2 separate regions of the Homo sapiens genome follow, and region 2 is linked to region 1. A link is an interaction called in ENCODE POLR2A ChIA-PET data of the cell type or tissue named here. Cell type or tissue: K562. All regions are shown on one strand.

Region 1 (4,000 bases):
TCTCCTGCCTCAGCCTCCCGAGTAGTTGGGATTACAGGCACGCACCACCACACCCGGCTAATTTTTGTATTTTTAGTAGAGATGGGGTTTCACCATGTTGGCCAGGCTGGTCTTGAACTCCTGACCTCAGGTGATCCGCCCACCTTGGCCTCCCAAAGTGCTGGGATTACAGGCATGAGCCACCACACCCAGCCCATGCATTCAACTTTAATAGTAAAAATCAAAACTCAGAAATAATTTTTAATGTCCACTGATAGGAGACTATTAGGTTGTTATATATTTGCTCAGAATAGTATGCTTTCATTGAAATTAATTATGAAGTTTATGAAGCAAATTTGAAAATGTATGTTAAATAAATCTAAGTTTAAAAAAGCATGCTGTAAATTTCTGTGGAATAATTGTAACTATATAACATAATAGAAAAAATGAGTACAAGTAAAATAATATTATAATAGTAACTATGCTAGGAAAGTGAGATTAAACAATTTTAACTTTTCTATAGCCCTGTGGTTAGGAGTTGAGTATTATTAATCACCTGCATTGAACAACTCTTTTAATGGAAATTTCTCAGCTCCTGCATCACAGTTATAATGTGAATTTTGGAAACTCGAGTCAAAAGTTCATAACTTATTTTTCTTCATTTATTGCAACATAAACATCTCCAACATAAAGGGATACTCTACTTTTATGCTCCACTCTTCATTCACACTTTAACTGACAGAGTCACCTCCAAAAAGGCAGGAGTTCCTGGGAAGTATCCTCAAGCCTCTTATCATTTGCAGGAGCTATGGAAACAGTACAGACTTTGAAAGCACTTTCCTGGGCCTGGCAGCGTGCCTCAAAAACTATTTAATTAATTAACAGCCCATTACCAAGTTCTTATAACAAACACCTTTTCTGACCTATTCCTCAAGGCTGGCACAGTATAAATGATTTTTATCTGAATTTTAAATACTATTCTTAGAGTGTGACATAAATCAAGCCTGAATTTCCAGTATAAATAATAATAATTTCCCATAATTCCTAACTATGCTCTAATACCTTATGTTCTATACAAAACCATATTTAATTAAACAAGTCTATATTTGAAAGCTTTCTATTGCATACAGTTTTATCTAATAACAGAATAAATAACCACATGAAATCATATTTCGAATGTAATATGGTACATGAATTTCTAGCATTATATCTTAAAGATTCTTAAAAATTAAGTGCTCCTTCAAGATTTCAAAGGTATGGATTTAAGAAAAAAGTTCTTTCAAAAGATTTTCAAAGGAAACTTTAAAGAGCTGTTATAGGAAGCTTCAGTGATGACCAGTTGATGACTGAAAACCCAATCCAAACATACCTGTTTTTATCATGACTTTCCTGCAGAGATCAAGTTTATTCTCTTGCCTGCAAAATACAATGTCTTTCTGCTTTCTCATCATGATTAAAGAGTTTCACCTTGTACCCTTATGTTATGCAAGCCATATTTGTCTTTAAGTTGCAGAGTCAACATTTTGCACAGAATTTTTTATCCTTTGATGTCTCAATATGCTGATATTTCAGAGTGAAGAAGCTTTAGGCACTTTTCTGACTGACCTGAGACGCCAAGTTTGAGGCTGAGTTTACATCAGTCCTTTCCATAGTAGTTATAAACCTAACATACAGGCCTGTTATGGTTTGAACATCCCCTCTGAAGCTCATGTTGAAATTTAATTGCCATTGCAACATTATGAGGTGGGACTTTAAGAGGTGTTTAGGTCACGAGGGTTATGCCCTCATGAACAGATTAATGCTGTTATCCTGGGAGTTCTGCCCCCTTTCCCTTTCTGCCTGGCACCCTGGCTTGCCCTTCTATCATGGAATAACACAGCACAAAAGTCTTCACCAGATGCCAGCACCATACACTTGGACTTCCCATCCTCCAGAACCATAAGCCAAATCAATCTCTTTTCTTTATAAATTACCCAGTCTGTGGTATTCTGTTATAGCAGCAAAAAATGGACTAAGACAAGGCCTTTAGAAAGTGCCTTTATTTCCTTTTGTCAACTACTGAAAAAACCTGTATAGTTTGTGTAATTATTAATATAAAGTAGTGAGACTTTCTAAGAAACACACCAGAATTACACACGAGCTGTGGTTCTTGTCCTTTGTGCATATATTTAGGCATTTATAATTTTAACTTTCCCTTTCAACAACAAGTGAAACAGAGGATCATTTAAAAAGACTTAGGCCTTCACAGCACTTCACTAGAAGCCTTGTTCTTCTCCCAGTGATACTATCCCAACTTAGAACACTTCTGTACCTACCTTTGGAGGCAATTTCCTAGGCAGGGAAGAAAGTCATTCTCGTTATCTTTAATTTGCCAGACAGTTATTCTCCCCAGGGCTAGGATCTTCACTGTTCTGCTTATCTTCCCTCAACTTCCACCCTCATCCCTCTTACCATGTGATTCATCAGCCACAGGAAAACTATCTTGGCTAGACAGTGCTGGTACAATCCAAGGGTAAGGGCATAAGTAATGGCACTTAACTAGGATGGAGGAGAGAGAAAGTTGCACCTGATGCCAGCTGTTCTTGTGCCAGCCATTCCTGTTGACTGTGATTACTTTTGTGGTCACAATCAAACTGTAACTCAGTAACAGGGTAAGGATTAGATGTGTGCCCTACAACAAAAGGGGAAATATAACTGGCAAGCCCTGTTTTCTTTAATATAATTTAACATTTGTCTAATATTTCCTTTTAGATTTTATTTCAAAGCTGCCTCTAAGAAAGGCAACCTTATTTGATGGATGAATTTTAAAGAAAAAAACTGTAACCCCTCATTTAAAGAAAGATTAGAATTAAAAAGTCTAATCCAAAAAGTGTTTTAGGTGCAGATTTTTGCAGCACTTGACATCATTTGGCTACTGGACAACAAGCTTAAACACAGATGTTGATCAATTAGTTCTGAGTTCCCATAATAGGCCTTCCCTAACGTATCTGAACCTCAATTTCTCCTTCAAAACCACGTACCTAACAAGATTATGAGGACTACAAGACATAGCATATAAGAAGCTATGAGCTTCTTATGGTATGAGCTCTGATAATAGATAAAGACAATAAAAAAATCACATTGGGTTTTTCCTTTGCTATAACTACCTGTATTTTTAAAATTGACAAATAATTATATATACATATTTATAAGGTATAATGTGATATTTTAATATAGGTATATATTGTGGAATGATTAAATCAAGCTAATTAACAAATCCATCACCTTATATGTTTATGAATATTTAAAATCTACTCTTTCAGCAATTTTAAAATATAAATTAACTACAGTCACCATACTGTGCAGTGAATCTCTAAAGTTTATTCCTACAATCATCTTTGGATGACGATGATGATAATGATGTTGCTATCTAATAATTTCTGAGTATTTATTATGTAGTAGTTACTGTATCACCATTGTAACATGAAGACACTGAGGCTTAAGGAAGTTAACTAACTTTTCCAAGGTCACATACCAAAAACCAGCAGTGCTGGGATTTTAATCCCTATCAGTCTGACTCCAGAGCCAGTGTTATTTTCCACTATGATATGCTTACTTCATTATCTTATCAGTGATTGTACAACCATACAGCCTCTCGATTCTGCTAATCACTAAATCCTGTGATCCTATGTTGAAAATCAAATGTTAAATCTCTTCTACTCACCCATATATCTGATTTTTAGCCTCCCTTACAACTCTGAAGGTGAATAGGTATGTGTGTGTGTGTGTGTTTGTGTGCGTGTGTGTTTAAAATGACAAGGGCCTCACTACTTACTAAGGTAGGCCATTTAATCTTTGGCTACCACTATTATTACTAAATCAGTCCTTTTAATATGCAGCCAATTTTTTATACTTTCATTATTAGGATAATAACAAGATTTTCTGACTCCATAGCATCCTGGTTGCTCTGATTTACATGATATAATTGCCTTATGCTGTAGACCCAGAACTATTACAATATACCAAGTAGCCTCCTCTGCCT
Region 2 (4,000 bases), 110 kb before region 1:
CACTTGGGTTTTTTCCAAGCATACCTTCCTTTCTTTCCTTTCCTGTTCTAAAGCCTTTTAAATATAAAACTTCCACTCCTGCTCAAAACTTGCCTCAGTTTCTTTTTCTGCCTTATGTCCCTCAGTCGAATTCGTTTTTCTGAGAAGCAAGAATCGAGGTTGCTGCAGACCCATGGGGATTTGCTGCCAGTAACTTGGATACCTTCCACCGGTAAAAACATGATCTCCAAAATTCCCGTCCTCTGGATGGTGGAGACAAAGAGAAAGTAACCACCACGTGGTTACAAGGTCAAACTCCCAAGAACCTTATTGACCAGTTTTCTGGGCCATCTTGAACAGCAGGGTAACGGGGTCCTAAGCTCGTGTTCTATCCTAAGGCACCCCTCTTTCTGACAGAAAGATACAGAAAGACATTCATAGCACAGAGTACAACAGATTCACTACAGCTCATGACTAGCCTCACAAATCCTTTTTCCCATTAATCAAAATTTTACAGAGGAGATAAACAGTGATTTTTACCATTCATTCAGCCAGTTTGCATAGAGAGAAAGAGGCCAGAAGTCTGACTGGTAAGAAATTCTTACCGTTTTGCTGGCATGTCAGGTTTCTGGGTTCTCTTTCCCTGAGTGGCCTTAGTGACCCTGCTCACCACACCATAGCTCTGGGCGCCAAGCCGTGTCATAAAGGAAAATCTTGGAACCACAGGCAAAAACCTCTCAATTTTGCAAGTTGCTCCCCAACCAGCAGAACTGAATATACATTTTTCATTCCAGCCAGAGCAAAATACATGTGACAAAACATAGACATTAGCCACTCTGCTTAGCACCCAATATCAAATTGGCAAGTCTCAAACTTGGCCCTAGATGGGCCCTGTCATCTTTAATCCATTTAAAGTGGATTAAAAGAGTTTCAACATGTGGTCTCTGGGGAAGATGGTTGCACGGAGTAACAGAAAAGGTAAGAAAGGGAAAAGAGAGAGAGAGAGAGAAAAGCATTGCCTGTGGCAGAGTGGGGAAGGCAGGAGCTCAGGGAAGCCAGAGAAAGACCCACCCATCCCAGCAATGCTGAATCAAAAGTTCAGGCAGTTGCTTGTCAGTCGCAAAGGGATCTTTTCCAGCAGTCCCATCAGCTCTCATGTTTCCCGCTTTGGAAAGAAAAAAAGCTCCCCATGTCCAGTGGTCCTATACATGCCTAATCCTGTCACCCACAGCTGTCAGCAAAAAGTGCAAAGCAAATTTAATTTTTTAAAATCAATTAGTCGCTTAAGTTTTTTATTTGCCTTTTGTAAAGTCTTTAAATAAAAATACTGAAATCTTTTTAGAAGCTTCTGCATATCAATAGCCATGCCTACAGGAGACTAATTTGGGAGCCCTCATTTTCAAACGCACTTTAGTGCAGTTTTATTCATTTGGAACATTCCACTGTAAGTTATCTTTAGTAAGATTTCACTATTACTCTAAGACTTCACTACTTCTGGGGCCTAACACTTACGCATGTATAAGCTGGAGGGAACTCAGTTTTCCAAAAATTAAGGATCCCATTTTTTACCTAAAATATTGGTTTTGTTTCTAGGTTCCCTTGATTGACTTAATTAATGATTTTTTTCCTCCTACCTAAGCACACAAGAAAAGTGGAAAAAAAAAAAAGGTAGAACACAAAAATCCCTTTGAATTTTCAAAAGCCAAATTTTTACACCCCCTGCAATATTACTATTTACCACCAGTTTCTTTCTGACCCAGTCAGATGTGCGAGGCCTCTAACTGGATCCAAGTCAGTTAATTACTGGGTCAAATGTGATCCTGGACCCAGTCCAGTTTCTGTCATGACTTCCAAAACCAGTTTGGATCACAAATTTGCTCAAAGAAACTCAGTGAGCTCAAAACACAAATCCGTGGAGCTCTGAAATGCCAGAGAGAACTTACCACAATCCCCAGCTGCTCCAATAGATCAGTGAACACAAATGGGTCCTGTAGGTACTTCACTTGGTCGCTCAGCGCTCCTGAGGGTCGTTGGAAGCTCTACTTCGGATCCCATCCTCATTGCTATCTAATAAAAGAAAAGCTGGGCCAGGCGCGGTGGCTCAAGCCTGTAATCCCAGCACTTTGGGAGGCCAAGGTGGGCTGATCACAAGGTCAGGAGATCGAGACCATCCTGGTTAACACTGCAAAACCCCGCCTCTACTAAAAATACAAAAAATTAGCCGGGCCTGGTGGCGGGCACCTGTAGTCCCAGCTACTCAGGAGGCTGAGGCAGGAGAATGGCATGAACCCGGGAGGCGGAGGTTGCAGTGAGCTGATATCACGCCACTGCACTCCAGCTTGGGCAACAGAGCTAGACTCTGTCTCAAAAAAAAAAAAAAAAAAAAAAAGAAAGAAAAAGAAAAGCTTCAGCCAAATTGTTACAATTGTTAACTAATTTAATGAATGATTCATGAATTGGGCAGCCTTCACAGCCAGAGTAGTCTCTGAGACTCCAGAGCAGCCACATGGTAGATTTATGGACAGAAAAAGGAAAGTGACATGTAGAAAATTGAAGAGAGGTAAAGAAACAGCTGGATTGGTTATAGCTCAGTGTTTGCTTTATTTGAACAGGTTCGAACAGTTGGCTACATTTGACTGGCCAGAACTCGGTGATTGGCACAGGTGTAGGCTATGGTCTGTTTATACCTTCACTTGTTATAGTTCAAGATGTATAGAAACACCTTTAGGCCTGACTTAAAATATGTAGGAAGGAAGCTTTATGCTAAACTTGATTTAACAATTCCTTTATCTGAGGTTATAGTTCTTTTTGAGTTGAAACTTTATTAAGGATATTCTCCCATTTGGCTTTTCACCCTTTGTAATTCCAAGACTTCGCCGCCCCCCTTATTTCTCTCTTCATGGAAATAGGAAACTCTGTATGCCTCCAAGGATCCTTCTTTCTCCAGATACCCGCTGACAGTTCTCTCGGTCCTCATATTTACTTTACTATTTTTTAGTTATCTCTTTTTATGAAAAGTATATTTAACATTTTCAACAATTTAAGTATATATACATTTGTATTTAGTGGAATGGTATCAGGCTGTCTAGTCTATCATATTGTCAGAATTAAAGAATTTAAAATGTTCATTTATAAAATTCAAATTTACTATACTAATATAATATTTTCTCATTCCTAGTTTTTCCTTTCTTATTCTCTAGACATTGAAGAAGTAATAGTTGTTATCTTCAAATCTTACCCTATGGAACTAGGATGCACTGAAAGAGGAACAAAGCAGACACACATCGCCTTGGCGTGTTAATGAGGTGTCAATACAGCTCTTTGCCAAGAATAACTCCTGACTTAAGATGATGCTTGAAATCTTCCTGTGAGTCACTATTCTGGGTACCTTGAAGACAGTTGTTAAAAACCAAATATGTTCTTACAAATTGGTGATATATTAATTCATTGTCATACGTTAATGCATGTTTTGTATAAATTTATGGGATACAAATGCAATTTTGTACATGCATAGATTGTGTAGTGGTCAACTCAAAGGTTTGTATAGCATCCATCACCTGAATAACATATATTTACTCATTAAGTAATTTCTCATTTTCTACCCTCCTTTTCACACCCCCATATGCTAATACCTCAAAAAAAGAATTAAGGACTTGAATTTGGTAAGTTGGATTGAGAAAAATAAAAATAGTGTGTCATTTCAAAGTGAAGGTTCATTTGGAGTGTCTAGAGAATAGAATTTATTGAAAGCAAGAAAGATGGTTCCAAAGAGTGTTCGAGGAATGTTAAAAAAAAACTTTTGAGATATCTTTCATCATTTATAATATGATGGTTATAATTGTAAAAAATTTACAAATGTTAAGGATGATGATTGGGATTTCAAAAATTTAAGAATCAGTATGTTTAATAACAATATCAAGCAGTATTCAAGAACAAGTAAGTAGACTTCGAGCAAGACGTCATGCCATCAAATCTGTGCAGTGAGATGGTTGATGGGGAGAAGGAAAGGCTTTCTAAGGAG

What was found. ChIA-PET counts read pairs that join two places held together with the same protein. Peaks named below come from ENCODE experiments on the same cell type or tissue, not always from the same donor. Only the 100,000 strongest peaks of a DNase experiment are listed, where the experiment ranks them.
Region 2: POLR2A ChIA-PET joins it to region 1 with 5 read pairs; 2 of 35 experiments call an interaction of 5 or more read pairs at or near these places.

Annotation. Positions count from the first base shown.
Region 1 is chr6:125,002,861-125,006,860 of GRCh38, reverse strand. The region is part of intron 1 of RNF217 (ring finger protein 217); the gene reads right to left. Among named protein-coding and RNA genes, the nearest start is that of RNF217-AS1, 42 kb to the right of the region's middle. In K562, no CTCF peak of the experiment used is centred here; a DNase peak (open chromatin) is centred at 2,380.
Region 2 is chr6:125,117,311-125,121,310 of GRCh38, reverse strand. It overlaps LOC124901394 (a long non-coding RNA gene), which reads left to right. Exons shown (of 2, transcript XR_007059735.1): 2 at 3,180-3,684. Among named protein-coding and RNA genes, the nearest start is that of TPD52L1, 34 kb to the left of the region's middle. In K562, no CTCF peak of the experiment used is centred here; no DNase peak of the experiment used is centred here.